Linked DNA regions of Homo sapiens: region 2 is linked to region 1. The links are chromatin loops, found by intact Hi-C in ENCODE. Cell type or tissue: dorsolateral prefrontal cortex. All regions are shown on one strand. Links, peaks and the distances in the headings refer to the core of each region. The heading gives the core; the rest is flanking DNA.

What was found. Peaks named below come from ENCODE experiments on the same cell type or tissue, not always from the same donor. Only the 100,000 strongest peaks of a DNase experiment are listed, where the experiment ranks them.
Region 2: it touches region 1 in a loop (5-fold over the local background); 2 of 110 quality-filtered maps call a loop at or near these places.

Annotation. Positions count from the first base shown.
Region 1 is chr16:59,599,974-59,602,895 of GRCh38, reverse strand. No RefSeq gene overlaps it. Among named protein-coding and RNA genes, the nearest start is that of LINC02141, 250 kb to the left of the region's middle. In dorsolateral prefrontal cortex, for the core only: no CTCF peak of the experiment used is centred there; a DNase peak (open chromatin) is centred at 1,245; H3K27ac peaks cover 329 bases.
Region 2 is chr16:59,730,693-59,733,614 of GRCh38, reverse strand. No RefSeq gene overlaps it. Among named protein-coding and RNA genes, the nearest start is that of LINC02141, 120 kb to the left of the region's middle. In dorsolateral prefrontal cortex, for the core only: no CTCF peak of the experiment used is centred there; no DNase peak of the experiment used is centred there.

The DNA of each region.
Region 1 (2,922 bases), core at 104-2,603:
ACTTAATTAAAGCCTATTCCCTGCTTGCTTTTAGTTGTTAAAGTTTTTCACGATGACTACCCTTTTGCTTTTTTCACTTTTAGCAGCTTTAGAATGTCCACAGTAATTTTACCTCTGTTTTGGATATAAATGGCACAATATCATTAACAGCTAGGATTATAGTGCTTATAATACTGTCAGATTCAGTGGCATGATTTGGTCTGATTTATCTGAATTTCTGGGTGTTCTGAGTTGCTTGCTTGACAAGTGACCCATGTGTGAGCTGTGCTGGATCCTGTTATCTGATAGATGAATTGCTCCTACATTTTGCAATAAACATGCTTCTCTCTTCCTAGAAAGATATATCTTGAAAGTGGCATGGCTTCTACAAAGGACCCATGTGCTCAGGGGATTATACCTTCTGTTTACACAGGAATAAATATGCATTTTATTTATCATCTGCATTTTAAATAAATCATGGGTTCTCAAACAGAATTTGAAGTTTTCATTTTCTACCTAATGTCTGAATTTCCTCTGCTAATTCTCCAGCCAAAGGTCATAAAGCCATCTGTTTGAACACCTTCAGTAATGGGACAGCACCTTTCTTCTTTCAGGAGGCAATCACTTAAGATATTTCTGAAGCTAAAACTATTAGATTGTGATTTTTTAATCAGCCAGAAAGTGCCTTACTGTTTGACTTAGGTTTTCCATTCTTATTTTACACAAAATGAGTCCTACACCTCTATACTTAAATAACTCCTAGTTTCATGACAGGGTCAAGCATGGCCATCACCTAGAAATACCTGCTAAACTGCCCCCCAGTCCCTGGGCAGGTTATGTAGACCCTTCTCAGTGGTACCTAACTGATGATATAGGAGCACAATTTTGCGCTTAGATCATAATTCACTGTAGATGCCATGTCTTATTTAATCATTTGCTTATCAATATAATTCAGATAAATTGTCTTATATAAAAGGCCTAATACTAGGAATTCAAGTATATTAATTCTCTCCTTTGTCAGAAATTTTCCTTTAGCAAGCTCTTATGGTAGCTTAAGAAAAAATAAAACAAAGAAAAATATCCATCATCCTGGTGGGCTGTACCAGTCACCCTTCTGAATCCATCAAGGCTCTGTATCCCCCGATTCTAAGCTCTGTTTGTCTCTGTCTCATATGAATATTTTGTGCACTCAGTGAAAACAATCATTGGCAACTCTAGGCTCCCAGCCTGTGACTTCAGCAAATGCAGTCAGTTCCCTATTGTCTGACTATCACATTTCCTGGAAGAGTCCGAATTGGCCCAGGCATAAGACATGCTGCTACTGGACAGGCCCCAACAGCATGTGTTGAGGAGGAAAAGTCCTCCAAAAAAACAATGCCATCCATGTAGGTCCATTAAAAATGGGTGCAAAATTGTAGCACAAATGAAGAGACAAGAAAAGAATGTCACTTGTGACCTACTTAGTCACCAAATCTGGCTTTGGTTAAGTAGTTGGAAAGGTAAAACTTTCATTTAATTTTCAGAATAGGTGGCAATGGAGAGCAGCTTGACCTTCACAAAGGCCATATTGTATTTCAGTCTCATGTTTGACACTACACAAATCCCATTTCCTGTACCTGAGAGACTTTCTATTCAATAAAGTCAAGGAGCTGATAAAGAGGTGGAATTCAAATAGTGAAGAAGTTGGAAGATCACAATTTAGCAAGATTCCAACTTGCCAAAAATCAAGAGCAGGCAAGTATCAAAGAAGAATCTGAAGATTAATACAGGATTACACTTTAAAGAGGTAAAAAGCACTGCCTCATGTATGGTACTAGGGCACCGCATGGATAATTTCAACTCCTTATTGGAACAAAGTTTATTTCTGCAGAAGGATTTGTAAATGTTCTATATTCCATCACAATAACCCTGTCTTTTACCATATTAAACACTTGATTCTGTTAATTCATAAAAGCTGATTTTGGTTCATATTCCACACTCTATTAAAACACATAAACACAGACTTGAATCTAGGAGAGAAGTACCTCAGATAACTGTCCTTGTCTTAGCAACCACCAGTACCTAATTAATTCAGTGGATGGCCCACAGTAGTTACTCGGTAAACATTACATCAAAACACTGAAAAATCTTGAGCTAGGTGATTTTAAAGGTCTGGCCGTTTTTTGATATGTATGTTTCTACTTGTACCATTTATCAGGTAAATTCATGAAATTTGTACCAGATCTTTTTTACATTTTCATTTATGTTTTGTTTTAGAAATAAAGCACATTTTTCAAAACTGCAAATTGATGAAAGTGTATGTTAATGATGTCCATGTTTAATGTTTCAAAGAATTTTCACATTATGACATTTCCTCTTCAAAGCAATCCTATCCTTATGAACGATACTATTGCCATTTTTTTCAGATGATGGAATGGGTTCATTATAGGGCCTTAGGAAAATTCCTAAATTATTCTGTGTTTCAGTGATTTCTCTGTCCCCCATTTTACTCTCCCATTCTGATTTCTGACTGAGCACAATGTTCAAATGCCTTTTCTGCATAAAATATACAAAAAGATACTGTTGGCAGAAAAAAAAATTTCTGTCTAAAACGTGTGCCAAATATGAACAATAAAAAAGAATGCCTAATTATGTAAAGTTTACTGCTTAATTTAAAAGCCTTTCTATTGTACAGGATCCTTTTAATTACTGCTGTGAACTGCTATCTCCTGTGATCTTTCATGTATACTGCCATCTGTTTTCAAAACATCTTATGATCTTGAAATAACATTGCATACAATCCACAGTTTTTTATTCAGACTACTGGGACAATGTGAAAGACCCCACATAGCGTGATTGAAAATCTCATCGCTTTCTATGAATAAAGGAAAACAAAGTTAACTACAAAAACCCAGTATGTTTTCAAACTTCATCTGGACCACAGCCTCTGGATTAATAAGTTGT
Region 2 (2,922 bases), core at 159-2,658, 130 kb before region 1:
TCTTATTTGAATGCCTTTTATTTCTTTCTTTTCCCTGCTTGCTCTGGCCAGGACTTTCAGTACTATGTTGAATAGGAGGGATGACAGAGAGCATCATTGTCTTGTTCAAGTTTTCATGAGAAATGCTTCCAGCTTTTGCCCATTCAGTATGATGTTGGCTGTGGGTTTGTCACAGTGGCTTTTATTATTTTGAGGTATGTTCCTACAATGCCTAGTTTGTTGAGGATTGTTAACATGAAGAGATATTGGGTTTCATCAAAAGCCTTTTCTGCATCTATTGAGATAATCATATGATTTTTGTTTTTCATTCTGTTTATGTGGTGAATAATAATTTTCATTTATTGATTTCTACATGTTGAACCAATCTTGCATCCCAGGGATAAAGCCTACTTGATCATAGTGGATTAGCTTTTTGATGTGCTGCTGGTTTTCATTTGCTAGCATTTTGTTGAGGATTTTTGCATCTATGTTCATCAAGGATATTAGCCTGAAGTTTTCTTTTTGCATGTGTGTCTCTGCCAGGTTTTGGTATCAGGATGATGCTGGCATCATAATGCGTTAGAAAGGAGTTTTCCCTCCTTAGTTTTTTGGAATAGTTTAAGTAGAGATGGTACCAGCTCTTCTTTATACACCAGGTAAAATTCAGCTCTGAATTCGTCTACTCCTGGGCTTTTTCTTGTTGGTAGGTTTCTTATTACTGATTCCATTTTGGAGCTTATTATTGATCTGTTCAAGGATTCAATTTCTTCCTGATTCAGTCTTGGGAGGTTGTGTGTATCCAGGAATTTAACCATTTCTGCAAGACTTTCTACCTTGTGTGCATAGAGGTGTCCATAGCTATTTCTAAGAGTTTTTTGTATTTCTGTAAAGTGATACTTTCCCCTTTACCATTTCTGATTGTGTTTATTTGGATTATCTCTCTTTTTCCCTTATTTATCTAGCTAGTAGTCGATCATATTTCTTTTTTTCAAAATAACAATTTCTGGATTCATTGATTTTTGTATGTTTTTCACACCTCATTTTCCTTCAGTTCGGCTTTGATTTTGGTTATTTCTTGTCTTCTGATAACTTTGGAATTGATTTGCTTTTGCTTGTCAAGTTCTTCTAATTGTGATTGTAGGTTGTTAACTTCAGATCTTTTCAGCTTTTTGATTTGGACATATAGTGCTATAAAATTCCCTCTTAACACTGCTTTAGCTGTGTCTCATAGATTCTGGTGTGTTGTATCTTTGTTCTCATTACTTTCAAAGAGTTTCTTGATCTCTGCCTCAATTTCATTATTTACTCAAAAGTCATTCAGAAGCAGGTTGTTTGATTTCCATGTAATTGTGTGGTATTGAGTGATTTTCTTAGTATTGATTTATATTTTCATTGCACTGTGGTCCAAGAGTGTGGTTGGTATGATTTTGTATTTTTCAAATTTGCTGAGGTTTGTTTTATGGCCAAGTATGTGGTTAGTTTTAGAGTATGTGCCAAGTGCAGATGAGAATAATGTATATTCTGTTGTTTTGGGGTGAAATTTTCTATAGATTGCTATTACTTCCACTTAGCCATGTATTGAGTTTGGGTCACAATTATCTTTGTTAGTTTTCTGCCTTGATGATCTGTCTAATACTGCCTGTGGGTTGTTGAAATCTCCCATTATTATTGTGTGGTTATCTAAGTCTCTTCATAGGTCTCTAGGAACTTGCTTTATGAATCTGAGTGCTTCTGTTTTGGCTGCATGTATTATTTAGGATAGTTAGGTCTTCTTGTTGAATTCAACCCTTTCCATTATGTAATGCCCTTCTTTGTCTTTTTTTATTTTGTTGGTTTACAGTCTATTTTGTCTGAACTTAAATAGCAACACCTGCTTTTTTTCTGTTTTCCATTTTCTTGGTAGATTTTTATCCATTATCTTTACTTTGAGCCTATGGTGTTATTGCATGTAAGATGGGTCTCTTGAAGACAGCACACCATTGGGCCCAACTTCTTTATCCAACTTGTCACTCTATGCCTTTTACTTGGGGCATTTCACCTGTTTACTTTCAAGGTTAGTATTGATATATGCAGTTTGGTTCTGTCATCATGTTGTTAGGTGGTTATGATGCAGACTTGTTTGTGTGATACCTTTATAGTGTCACTGTTCTGTGTAGTTCAGTGTGTTTTTGTAGTGATAATGGTCTGTCTTTTCTCCCATCCAAGTACTAACCAGGCCCGACCCTGCTTAGCTTCTGAGATCAGAAGAGATCGGCGCGTTCAGGGTGGTATGGCCGTAGACTGGTCTGTCTTTTCTTTCCATGTTTAGCACTCCCATCAGGATCTATTTTAAGGCAGTTCTGGTGGTAACAAAATCTCTTAGCATTTGCTTGTTTGAAAGGATCTAATTTTTCCCTCGCTTATGAAGCTTAGTTTGGCTGGATATGAGATTCTTGATTATAAATTCTTTTCTTTAAGAATGCTGAATATAGACCTCCAATCTCTTCTGCTTGTAGGGTTTCTGCTGAAAATCCCCCTGTTAGCCTGCTGGGGTTCCCTTTGTAGGTGTCCTGCCCCCTCTCTTTAGTTGTCTTTTACATTTTTTTCTTTCATTTCAACCTTGGAGAATCTGATAACTATGTGTTTGGGGGATGGTCTCCTTGTGTAGTATTTTGCAGGAGTTCTCTGCATTTCCTGATTTTGAATGTTTACCTCTCTAGTGAGGTTGGGAAATTTTTCATGGATGATATCCTGCAATATGTTTTCTAAGTTGCTTGCTTTTTCTCCCTGTCTTTCAGGGATGCCAGTGAGTGATAGATCTGATCTCTTTACATAATCCCATATTTCTCAAAGGCCCTGTTTATTCGGCTTTTTGTTTTTTCTTTACTTTTTATTGTCTAACTGAGTTATTTTGGAGAGTTGGTCTTCAAGCTCTGGTGTTCTTTCTTCAGCTTGGTCAATTCT